Linked DNA regions of Homo sapiens: region 2 is linked to region 1. The links are chromatin contacts, found by Hi-C or POLR2A ChIA-PET in ENCODE. All regions are on one chromosome and are shown on one strand. The core of a region is the stretch at or near the end of the contact, and the rest is flanking DNA. Distances in the headings are between cores, read along the strand shown.

Region 1 (5,991 bases), core at 1,111-3,610:
AGCCACGGAAGGGTGAGCTGGGCACAGAGTTCCAGGGTGACACAAGGCCAGGTCTGCAGAGCAAACATCTGTTAATGCCCAGAAAACTCACCCGGGAAGAAATACGCAAAAGGCCCACAGGGTGTGAGACTGCGGGAGATTCTAATTTTCTTTTTTTTTTTTGCTTTTCTTTATTTTGCTAATTTTTTCCCCCCACCAACAGGGGTTATTTTATAATCAAAGAAACAGAAAACCCTCGCAGAAAAGGGAAGTGCTGGCTGGGGTCCTGGCCACGGTGCCGTCCAGGCAGGATTTGGAAGGGTCCTGGGCTTTGGAGTCCAGGAACCAGCTGTGGCCCCCCGGGTCTCAGCCTCCCCAGCTGTAATGCAAAGTATGCACCCCCAGTGAGGACTCCTCACCTGCTCTTGCCCCTCCCCAGCCATCCCACCACCACCCAGCAGGGCCTAGGCTGCGGGGCTTGCACTGTGAGAAGCCCAGGCAAGGAGGTGACGCAGAGGCCCTGGCCCAGCCCACACAGCCAGGCCACAGAGCTGGAGCCCAGGGCGACCTAGTCTCTGTCCCCAGAAGGCAGACCAGGACTCCAGCCCCAGGAGCCCCACACAGGCCTTGACTCCCTCTCCTGGACCACGCCAGGGTCCCCCTAGATGGCGGGCAGGGGGTTGTGGGCAGGGCCTCCGGGAGATGGGACCAGCAGAAATGGAGCCACCTGGGGGAGGATCTGCAGCAAGAGGAGGAAGATGAAGAACAAGAGGAAGAGGAAGAAGAGAAAGAAGGCTGGAGAGCAGCACCCCAGGCCACGCCACCCACTGCGTCCAGCCCAGCTCTTCCACGCCAGGCCACGACAACCCCTGCGTCTACCCCAGCGCCCATGCCAGCCCCTGCTTCCAGCTCTGTCTGGGGTGGGTTGGAAGTGTGACCCTCAGAGGTAGGGATTGGGGCTCAGGCTGGGACCAGAGAGTGACAGAAAACAGACCGTGCTCCCTGCACCTGCCACCCCGTGTCCTCCCACACGGCCTGGTCCATGTCGAACACGGTAACAGCTGGCCTCAGCAGAGGAGGGACAGCAGCAGCCCTGGTGGAGACGGGATGCTGGTGACCCTGCGGGGCTGGTGGTGCCAGCAGTGCCTTCCCTGCTCCCGGAGGAGTTGCCCTGGGCCCCCAGCACAGCGGCTACTGGGGTCACAAACGTACCCCAACCCCGAAAGCTCCTTGGAAGGCTAAAGGGCCAGAGCCCTCTCCACGACAAACCCTGGGAAGACAGCCAGGGTTGGCTCTGTTCTGAGCGAGGAAGTCTTGCCAGGTGGGGTGCTTGGGAGGCTGGACCCAGAGCAGGGGAGACCCAGAGCAAGAGAGGCCCAGGACCAGCTCCGGGCAGCCCCGCTGAGGCCCCAAGCCCCCTGCCGCACAACCCACTTTGCACCCAGGACCTCGTACTGACTAGGGTTGGCTCCCCAAGGGCCCCTCCCCCAGGAGACCCCTCCTCCAGGCCCCTCCCCCAGGAGACCCCTCCTCCAGGCCCCCCCCCAGGAGACCCCTCCTCCAGGCCCCTCCCCCAGGAGACCCCTCCTCCAGGCCCCTCCCCCAGGAGACCCCTCCTCCAGGCCCCTCCCCCAGGAGACCCCTCCTCCAGGCCCCCCACCAGGAGACCCCTCCTCCAGACTTCCTCCCCCAGGTGCCTCCTCCCCCAAGGCTCCCCGCCAGGTGCTCCTCCCTCAGGTGTTCCGCTCCCAGGTGTCCCCCTGACCCCCTCTAATAGAGGGACGAAACCCTGGTCCCAGAACAGGGCTTTCCCAGCAGGAATTCTTCCCTCAGTTTAGCCTTCCTGGGGAGCCCATGGGTGGAAGGGCGGGGATTCAGGACCTGGTCCAGCCCAGCCTGACCAGTGGGTACTGGCAGCTGGGGAACCCACCTCCCTGGGCCTCCGCTCCTCACCGGATGAAAGCCCCACCCATGCATCTCAGGGTCTCAGGATTGAAGGGCAAGGGCTGGGGCTGGGCTTGGGGAGGAGCTGCAGGCTGTGGCGTCAGTCCTGGCCTCAGGCTCAAAGGCGGGTCCCGTTGCTGTCACCTGCAGTGGCTGAGCTCTAGTTGCAGGCTGGGCAGCTGGGAGTGAATGTGCCCAGGGCTGCACGCATATTTTGTCCCAGGGGTGAGGCCTGCTCCTTCCATTGGACACACACATTTCTTGAAGCAGTGCCAAGCTTTACGAAGGCCTTCCTTCGTAAAGGGGAGCCAACCCTAGTCAGTAGGAGGTCCTGGGTGCAAAGTGGGGTGTGCGGCAGGGGGAGTCACCCCGAGCAGCAGATCAGGCAGGGGCAGCCCCTGGGCACCGGAGCTCAGAGGGATGAGATGCCCAGCCCCAAGGGCCAGGGCCCTGACTCTGCTGCACCCACGTGGGCAGGGCCGGGGAGGGAGGAGGGGAAGGGGAGCTGCTCTCATTCCTCTCAAGTCCTGGCTCTGCTCTCCTGGGCTCATGCGAGCCCCTCCCTGGATTTTCAAAGGCTTCCCAGGACTCTTGGGCCTGGAGGGCTTCAGGAGGATGAGCCCAGCCCCTCCGGGAGGAAGTGATTCTGGGTGATTTTGTTGGAGAAAAGGGCTCTGCTGCTACAAACCAGTTTGAAAACCATGCCCCTCCTCGCAAGTCAGGTCCAGAACCATAGGAAACCATGAGGGTTGTTCCCTCATGTGCCCTGGAGAGGACCCTCCAGGTGTATGCTGCTGCCCTCCCCCGACCCCTCCCCCGCCAGACGATCCTTGCTGAGGGCAGCGATGCCTTTAGAGCACAGAATGTTCTAGCAAAACCAGGAACAAGCAAAGCCACCATCGTCATCTCTGAGATCTCCCTTGGTTCTGAATGAGCAAATCAAGAAACAAGGGATGAGAGGAGTCACTCCAGGAAACAAAGAACAAAGCTCCCCGCGTGCAGAGCACTGCCTCTCCAGGAAATCCCAGCGTCCACTGGAAAGCCAGCAGGGAGGCCTGGAGATGGGGACTCAGCCCACAGCCCTCCTGGGGCTCAGGGCGGTGACCAGCGTCCCCCCACCTGGAGGCAGCGAGATGCAGCCGGTGGCGGCGTCACCCCAACCCGTACGACATGGGCCCCGCCCAGCAGTGCCCAGGGGACTCAGGCCCCGTCAGCCCCGACAGGGACACACGCATGAGTGTGAACTGTGGCCGCACAAGTCACAACTTCAACTATGACATATGTTTCTCTCTCTTTTTGTTTTTAACATTTAAACAAAGAAAGAGCAGATTAATTTTTTTCTTTTCTTTCTTTATTCTTTTTGGTCTTTAAAGTGACAAAAAAGAGGAAAAGGAACACGCTCTTACAAAACAGAGCAAGTTTCTTTTCCTTGTACTGTTGAAGCCCGGTTTCCCAGGGGCCGCCCTTGGCCTCCTCCACACAGCACTGGTCACTCGTAGCAGCATCTGCAGGCCAGGTGCCAGGTGCCCAGCGGGCCCCACGCTCTGGGATGAACTTGGAGTGGGAGACGGTGGGTGGGTCCCCCAGCTCTCAAGTGCACAGAGACCCCGCACCCAAGGGCTGGGGAAGAATCCCACACGTGCAATTGGGTTTTTCTGAAGCCTGCGGGAGACCAAGCTGAGTCTGCGAGACAGCTGCCTCCAGGACACTGCGAGGCAGGGAACAGCTGCCCACACCAGCCGCTGGGCGAGGCCGGGGCGCCAGGCCTGGTTCCTCCATGGGACCCCAGCATGCGGGCAGCAGGTGAGGCCGGGGCGGCAGGCCCAGTTCCTCCATGGAACCCCAGCGCGCGAGGCAGCAGCAGCCAGCAGCCAGCAAGTCACGAGTCCCGACTGCCTCGTGAGCCAGGGCAGCCATGCGCTGAGTGGTGGGAAGAAATACACTCAGCGGGAGGAGCCGCTGGGCTCAGGGCCATCCCCTCCCTGGACACACTGCCGGTCCCCGGGGGGCCTCACACCAGGCCGACCACCGTGCCCAGTGGGCTCTGCACGCAGCCGGCCAGAAGGCTCACAGGGTCCCCGAACAGAGATCGGAAGCTCCAGGACAGCAGGTGCGCCCTCATCGTCGGTGACCTTGGGGGAAAGCAAAAAGGGGCAGAGATTTAACTCAGGGTCGAGTATGGGGGACCAGCCCCTCAAGGTCTGAGCAGCAGGTCAGGGTGCCCCGGAGGGCCTGAGGCTCACCCGGGACCTCCACCGCCCCCCAGCTCCTGCCGGCCCTCCTTCCCTCAGGGCCCACAGCCCGGCTGTGCTGGGAGAGAGTGCAGGGTCTTCCATGCTTGGGGGCTCAGACCACAGCCCTGAAGTCCCGCAGTCCACAGGCCCTACACGCAGGGCCACGGAGAAGCCAGCGGGCCTGGAGCCTTGTGGCCTCTTGGTGGGGGCTGACGACCATGCCTGTGCCGGGCTCATGGTGTGGAAGGACCCCCATACATGACTCCGGGGACCCTCGCCTCGCACTGACGGCCCCGTGGAGACCCGAGCCTGGGGAGGAGCCCCAAGCCCCCTCCACCAGGACACAGCCCCACGCATGGGGATCCCAGGGTGGGAAGGGAGGGCTAGACCCTGAGGGGAAAACCCTTTCCCAGATCTGTGCGGAGCCCCAGGTGTCAGCCCTGCTTCCATCGCCCCCCACCTGAGCCCACGCAGGCCCCGGATGGCCACCTCAGGCAAAAAGACCTGGCGGGGACAGACGATCCCGTCAGCCCCGCAACCCAGGGCCAACCCTGGGCCCTGAAGAGAGCAGCCCCCTAAATCCAACAAACAGAGAGACAGACACTGTCAGCCCCAGTTCTCCACCAGCCGGTGGGTGGAGAGCACAGGGACGGGGAAGGCAGCGGAGCCTGCAGAGCCGAGGGTGCACGGGGCCACGCCAGCCCCGCCACTCCTCCTGTCAGGACAAAGGCGCCCCATGGGCCCTGCCTGACCACAGCAGGGCAGGAGGGACCTGCCCCTGTCGCAGCCCCGCCGAGAAGTCACTGGAGGGACCTGCCCCTGTCCCGGCCCCGCGGAGAGGCCACTGCCACTTCCAGTGCTGCCCTCGTGGAAGCCCTGGGCTGCCATGGGAGAAACTGCAACCGCCCTGAGACCACCATGCCGTGAGGAAGCCCAGCGGCACGCGGGGAGGCCTGGAGGGCACCTGCAGGCGTGTGCCGTGTGAGAGTGTGAGGGTGGATGTGTGTGTGAGCATGAATGTAAGAGGGGATTCTTTCTCCTCACGCTGGGCATTCCTGAGTGACAACACTGTAAACAATTTGAAGACCAAGCACCAAGCCGGGATCAATGCTACAGAGAAGAAAGGGCCGGCAACATCTATAATCCTCTACATGGATGGGCTAAAATCATTAACATAAACACCAAGTCTTGAGTTAGCCAAACATTGTGTGTGTGTGGATGTGTGTGAGTGGATGTGTGTGTGAGTGGATGTGTGTGAGAGTGCATGTGTGTGTGGATATGTGTGTGTGAGTGTGTGAGTGCATGTGTGTGTGAGTGGGTGTGTGAGTGGATGTGTGATTGGATGTGTGTGAGTAAATGTGAGTGGGTGTGTGTGAGTGGATGTGTGTGTATGTGTGTTTGTGTGAATGTGTGTGAGAGTGCGTGTGTGTGACAGTGGATGTCTGGATGTGAGTGGATGTGTGTGAGTGGGTGTGTTTGAGTGAATGTGAGAGTGCGTGTGTGAGTGGATGTGAGTGTGAGAGTGCATGTGTGCGTGTGTAAATGAGTGTGAGTGGATGTGTGTGAGTAAATGAGTGTGAGTGACGTGTGTGACAGTGAGTGGATGTGTGTGAGTGGATATGTGTGTGGGGGGGTGTGTGTGGATGTGTGTGAGTGTGAGTGGATATGTGTGTGAGAGTGGATGTGAATGTGTGAGCGGGTGTGTGTGTGAGTGGATGTGTGTGAGTGTGAGTGGGTGTGTGTGTGAGAGTGGATGTGGATGTGTGGCAGTGAACAGGAGAGATCTCAGCCTCTTCATCTTCCATAGAAAAAGCCCTTAACTAACGTCTAAATT
Region 2 (5,991 bases), core at 2,230-4,729, 61 kb before region 1:
CATTTTGTTTTTGTAATAATCATTGCCTGGAATTTATGAATTATGTTCTTCCTTTCCAATCCTGGTTCTCTTCACTGCTGTTCCAGTGAATGACAAGGTGTGAGGCTGCCCTGCGTTAAACCTCGGCTGGATCTCTGCCGTGCCGCTGAGGGGAGAGTATTCCCACCTTGGCTCTGGATTTTTTTTTTTTTTTTGACGGAGTCTCACTCTGTCACCCAGGCTAGAGGGCAGTGGTGCAATCTCGGCTCACTGCAAGCTCCACCTCCCGTGTTCACGCCATTCTCCTGCCTCAGCCTCCTGAGTAGCTGGGATTACAGGCGCCCGCCACCACACCTGGCTAATTTTTTGTATTTTTAGTAGAGACGGGGTTTCACCGTGTTAGCCAAGATGGTCTCCATCTCCTGACCTCGTGATCCGCCCACCCCGGCCTCCCAAAGTGCTGGGATTACAGACGTGAGCCACCGTGCCCAGCCTGGGCTCTGGATTTTTAAAGGGGATGCACCGGTGTTTCCCCATTTTTGGTCTGCTGTAGGTTTTTGGTAAGTTTCCCATTTCTAAGTTTGAAAAGTCTCTTCCTTTTTTCCTGAGTGTGTTTTGAGTTGTGTTGAGTGATTTTCGGCATCCACTGGGATGAGCCTGTCTTCCCCTTTAATCCGTTCATGCGGTGAATGAAAGTTATCGATCTTCTCGGTCTAAATCACTCACATTCCTGGGATAATCCCAGCAAATCCCAACACAGTCATGAGTGTCATCACCTTTTAAAAATAGACGCCGTGAGTTCAGTGTGCTAATGATTTGTTTAGGGTTTGTACGTCTTTGTTTGGGAGTGAGATTGTACTAAAACATGATTTTTCTTGGACTATTCTTGTCTGGTTTGTTTTAAAGATTGTAATGGCTTCACAATGATTCAGGGAGTGCTCCCTCCTTTCTACTCTCAGGAAGAGTTTGTAAAAGACTGGAACGTTCTGTTCCTTGAAAGTTTGGTAGAACACATCTGTGCAACCCTGGGCAGGGGAAAATAAGAACCCTGTGAGTTCTTAGTCGGAACAGATCCCTCTTACAAAACAGAGATGAATAGAAGAAAAACAAGCAGAGGCTTATTAACATGTGTGTTTCACGTATGTGTGGGAGATGCCTAGGGCATGAGTCACTCTCAACGAGGCGGCTTTGAATTCCAGCTTGTAGAGCATCTTTAACAAAGAGCGATAGATTTTCAGAGAAGTTCTGGGCAAAAAAGAAAGACTTGGAGTCTCTGTAGGCAGGAACTTGAGGAAAAGCGAATAAATGTCAGATAAAGGCTCCTTCATAAAGCTTGTTGGTGCAGATTATTCTGGAACTATCTTCAGGTGCAGGTGATGAGGGTCTGAAGCTGTCTTCAGTGGTTAACCTTTGTTCTCCCTAGTAGAGGGGGGCAGGATTCCTTCGTCTTTGTAAGCCCGTGTCCTGTGTCGAGGGGGGACCGGGAGCTCTACCTCCGTTGCTCCTCGCAGAGGCCCTCAGCCCCACAGGCCTGCTTTTCAGGAGGCGCGTTCTGGTCTCCCACACCTGTCAACCTGAGTTTTCTTGCAGGAGATTTTAAATCAATGGTTAAATGTCTTTAATGGTTGTAGAATTATTAGGTCATCTCTTCCTTCTTGAATCAATTTTTTGTCATGATCTTCTGCGAATGTATTCATTTTCCACAATTTTCTGGGAATGTATCCATTTAAAATCTTACCTGTTTTGGAAAAGATTTCAAACGGACTGGTTCCTGATATGTTTATCTTTAAACTTCTGCTTGTGTTTGATGATTCTCCTTTTCATTCCTAATACCGACTCTGTTCTCTCTCTCTCTGTTTTTGCCAGTGGCGTCTGTCACCTTCATCTTTCTAATAATCAGCCAACATTTGTCTTTGATCCACCCGATTTGCCTTTTATTTTCTATTTCCTGAGTTTCTGCTCATATTTGTATCTTTGTCCTGCTTTTATTGCTTTAGCCTCTTGTTCTTTTTGTCACTTACGTTGAAGGCTTGGCTCATTAATTTCCATTGTTTCCTTCTTTTAAATCTGTCTAATTTCTGGAGTGAGTTAGTTGCACTTTGCAATATTCCATATGTACGTGGAGAGTTTCATGTACTCATACATAATAGGCAGTGCACCCACTGTAATCTGGTTCTAAGCATTTCTCATTTCTATCATGTGTTATTCTTTAACTCACGGCTTTTAGAAGTGTATATTTTATTTTCCAAATAAATGGTAATTTTGGAAGGTTCTACTTCTTTTTTTTTTTTTTTTTTTTTTGAGATGGAGTCTGGCTCTGTCGCCCAGACTGGAGTGCAGTGGCGTGATCTCGGCTCACTGCAAGCTCCGCCTCCCAGGTTCAAGCAATTCTCCTGCCTCAGCCTCCCGAGTAGCTGGGACTACAGGTGCCCGCCAGCACACCTGGCTAATTTTTTTTTTTTTTTGTAATTTTAGTAGAGACGGGGTTTCACCGTGTAAGCCAGGATGGTCTCGATCTCCTGACATTGTGATCCACCCACCTTGGCCTCCCAAAGTGCTGGGATTACAGGCGTGAGCCACCGCGCCCAGCCCCTGAAAGCTTCTTCTTATCTCAAATTATTAAGATCAGTTGTAAGATCTCATGTTGACTGTTAGCTCGTTGCATCCTGGTCAGGAAACATTGTTGCTACAGCATGAACTGACTGAAGTCAGCTCACTCACTTCCTGTGGGATGTGCAGCTACTTTTCCCAAGTGCTGCATGTACTTTGAGAACAGGAAGGCCCCTTGGACTGCCAGGGTGCCAAGCCTGGGAGGGATGTCCATTCATTTGTCCACATAGCTAGGAAACCCTACACCACAGCTCAGTGTCTCAGTAGGGCACTGCTCGACGACTCAGAAGGATGCCAACTTCCCCGGTGCCCCAGGCAGGGAGAGTGTCTCGGCTCCAGTTGACCTAGACTCTCCTTCAAGTCTTGCCCAAGCTCTCCGACCTTCCTCGGTCTCCCTCAGGGCAGCCTGCACTTCCATATACGGAGGTTCTCATCGTTTCTTGCCTCTCTGCCTGCACTTTTTTCTGCCATCTACACCTATTAGCTGACATTTGTCTGTAAAGAAGAGCCTTCCCTTCTCCCCCACCTCTGCCTCCACATCGTGCATCCTAATTGTGGAAGTGCCGGTTCTTCCCTCACTCAGTGCCCTCTTCCGCCCTGGGCCACTGGCCTTGGTCTGGTCTTGGTCTCGGTCTTGGCACATCTGGGAGTTGTCCCAAATGTGCTGGCTATGAACTCCTCACACTGGAGCTGGCACAGGTGAAAAGTTGAAAGAGAGATACCAGCTGATGTTTACGAAGATGCGATTGAGAAATACCAGCTGATGTTTATGAAGACGCGTTTGGAACAGGGCATGTGCATGTCCTGGGGACCAGCACGGCAGCTCGGCCACCAGGACACAGGGGCACTGCCTGTTCCCTCCCTGAGTGGTCAGTGTTCTTGGGCCAGTGGCCATAGTCAGCTCGTTCTCTGTCACCAGCGTGTGGGTCACACAACATTGGGAAGCCCTGTGTACACATTTCCATGTGTCCCGTGACAGGTGGCAGCTCCTCCCAGGACACCAAGAAAGAGACCAAGGGGCTGGGCTGGGTTCACAGTCGGATGTGAGTGGCCTCCAGGCCTGCAGGACAAGGAGGCCAAGCACTTTCTGCAGCCACAGGGTGATTCCTGATGCAGGTTTCCATCCCAGCGTCACCTGTGGTGGCACCTGCAGCCCCACCCATTGGGAGCTCATCTTCTACTCCCTAGGGGGGCAATGCAGAGGGGTCTACTTCTTCCTCTGCAGTGCGAGGCGGGGTCGTCTTCTGCATTTAGAGTCCAAGCCAAAAGTCCCCTCCAGAACCAGCTCACGCAGGGGTCTCACGCCTTTCTCCACCCACCCTCAGGCCCGTCAGCCATGCATGGTCCCGCAAGGTCACTGAGCCACCCTAAGCCCTGGCCTTTTCCCTCTGTGGGAAGGGGCTCAAGGTGGGGCTCTAGGTACGGCTAAAGGTGGGGCTCAAGGTGGGGCTCAAGGTGGGCCCCTTGTCCAGCTCCTGCTCCAGCCAGGGAATGGGCTCCATGGATTCATGTCCACCAAGAACCTCAGGATGTGGCTTTATTTGGAAGTAGCCTTGCTGATGTCATGGGTTAGGGATGTTAGGGATCTCTGGATGTGGTCACCCGGACCTAGGATGGGCCCTACAAGGATAGCAGAGAACACAGAGAGGAGTCCGTGAGAAGGCATGGCTGGGGTGATGCAGGCACACGCCCAGGAACGCCAGGAGCCACCGGGAGCCGGCAGAGTCAAGGAAGGGTCCCCCCTGAGGGACAGAGGCTTCGGAGGGAGCGTGGCCCTGCTGACACCTTGACTGCAGGCACGTGGCCTCCAGCACTGTGGGAGCAAACACGTGTCTTAGCCACTCACATGCTGGCTCTGTGGCAGCAGCCCTGGGACACCGACGGGAGCCCTGAAAGGGGCACAGCCTGAGGCGCAGACGTCTTCGGCTAGGTGCTCTGTGACACCCTCAGGGCCAGAACTGTCTCAGTGCCTCCTGTACAGGTGGAGAGACTGAGGCACAGAGTTGGCAGAGGTGGCAGAGGTGGGGTTCAAACCATGCAGCCCGGGTTCCTGCCACCCAGCAACTGCCCCTCCCAAGTGCTCAGGGTCACGTCCTCTGGGCCCCAGGGGCAGGGTGGAGGCTGCAGGAGCAGGTGTGCTGGGGCTGCCAAAGGGAGGATTGCACCCACTTCCTGGGGTTTGCAGGCCTCGGCAGCGGCCTTTGCCCAGCTTCAATATCCCCGGGCCCAGAGGGCAGAGGGTGCCGGGGGGAAGCCCCTTCAGGCCTCTCCTTTCTCCCCCCTGTACCCCACAGGACCTGCTGCAGGGGAAGGGGCCAGGAGGCCAGGAGACTGGACAGCAGGAGGCTCGAGGACCACGCAGACACTGGCCTTGGGAGCACCCACCTCTCTGACCCGCTCCAGAGGGGGCTAGAGACCTGGAGGCAAAGCCCAGGGTCAGAAACCACAGATGGCTCCTAAGGCCAGGTGGGCAGCTGAACCCAGCAGGGTGAGGAGCAGGAGGTATCCCTGGGCCCCAGCACCCACCCAGTGTGGTGCCCCCAGAGCTGGCCTGGAGGAAGATGCCCCCCCTGCTAGACCTCAGGGCTGACAAGCCCCCTGCGAGGGGCTGCGGGGCCATGGGTGGGGGCTGCTTTCTCCCGGCTCCCTGGGCCCCAGGGCCCCTCTCCTCAGCCTGGAAGCCCACATGCTCCTGACTCCATGGCTGTGGTTCTTGGCCCACACTCTGGGTTCTGGAGGCTGAGGGGGCTCCGACGGGGGCACACCTGACATCTGCTAAGGAAGCAGGAGGTCCCAGGGCACAGCGGCCACATCAGCTGGAGGCACTGGGAGAGCTGCACTCCCGGGCTAAACAGAGCCAGGCATGTGCTCCACGGGGAGTGGGTGGGGCACTGCCCTCAGTGGTCTTGGCCCAGGCTGCCTCTGGCTAGCGAGGGAGTGCGCTCCTGGGTGGCCTGGCTGCACGGCCGTCCTGCATGGCCCAGCTTTTGTCTGTGTCCCTGTGCAGCCTCATAGGCCCCGCAGCCCCCTGGGATCCCATATCTGCACAGGTGGCCTCTGCTGGGAGGGAAGTGGGTGGCTCTGATTCCTCTCTGGCTCCTGTTCTCTCCTGGGGCCCCTGGAGGTGGGCGGGCGGCCTCGAAGCCTGCCTATGTGGAAGAAGCTCGGACGGCACCAGCAGGATGGTCGCAGGACTCAGGGGCCCGGGCTGCACCTGTTGTCTGGCCTGCCTGTGCTCGGGTTTCTCCCTCCCTCCTGGAGCCCCCAACCAATGGGGGAAGCAGGCAAACAGTGGGGGCCCCGCCTGGCCCAGGGAAGGCTTTATGGAAGAGGCGAGGCCTGAGACCCCAGGAAGGAGGAGCAGCCTCTGGGTCAGGGGAGGGCAGGGGCCAGAGCTGGCAG

The links. A loop is a pair of places that touch in the nucleus more often than their neighbours do. ChIA-PET counts read pairs that join two places held with the same protein, here RNA polymerase II (POLR2A). Pooled maps may share reads with other maps.
Region 2: a pooled map shows a loop between it and region 1 (4-fold over the local background). The contact joins two enhancer-like sites. A Hi-C loop is called at or near these places in 1 of 50 pooled maps. POLR2A ChIA-PET finds 5 or more read pairs at or near these places in 2 of 52 experiments (Panc1 and WTC11).

What each region holds. Positions count from the first base shown.
Region 1 is chr10:132,415,125-132,421,115 of GRCh38, reverse strand. PWWP2B (PWWP domain containing 2B) reads right to left here. Exons shown (of 3, transcript NM_138499.4): 3 at 3,257-4,055. Among named protein-coding and RNA genes, the nearest start is that of PWWP2B, 21 kb to the right of the region's middle. RefSeq lists enhancers at 988-1,892, 1,893-2,796. Within about 2 kb of position 2,360, at least 23 of the 41 ENCODE cell types and tissues checked have a DNase peak (open chromatin) inside an H3K27ac peak, as active enhancers do.
Region 2 is chr10:132,477,364-132,483,354 of GRCh38, reverse strand. No RefSeq gene overlaps it. Among named protein-coding and RNA genes, the nearest start is that of LINC02870, 35 kb to the right of the region's middle. RefSeq lists enhancers at 2,384-2,983, 5,387-5,988, 5,989-5,991. Within about 2 kb of position 3,479, at least 2 of the 41 ENCODE cell types and tissues checked have a DNase peak (open chromatin) inside an H3K27ac peak, as active enhancers do.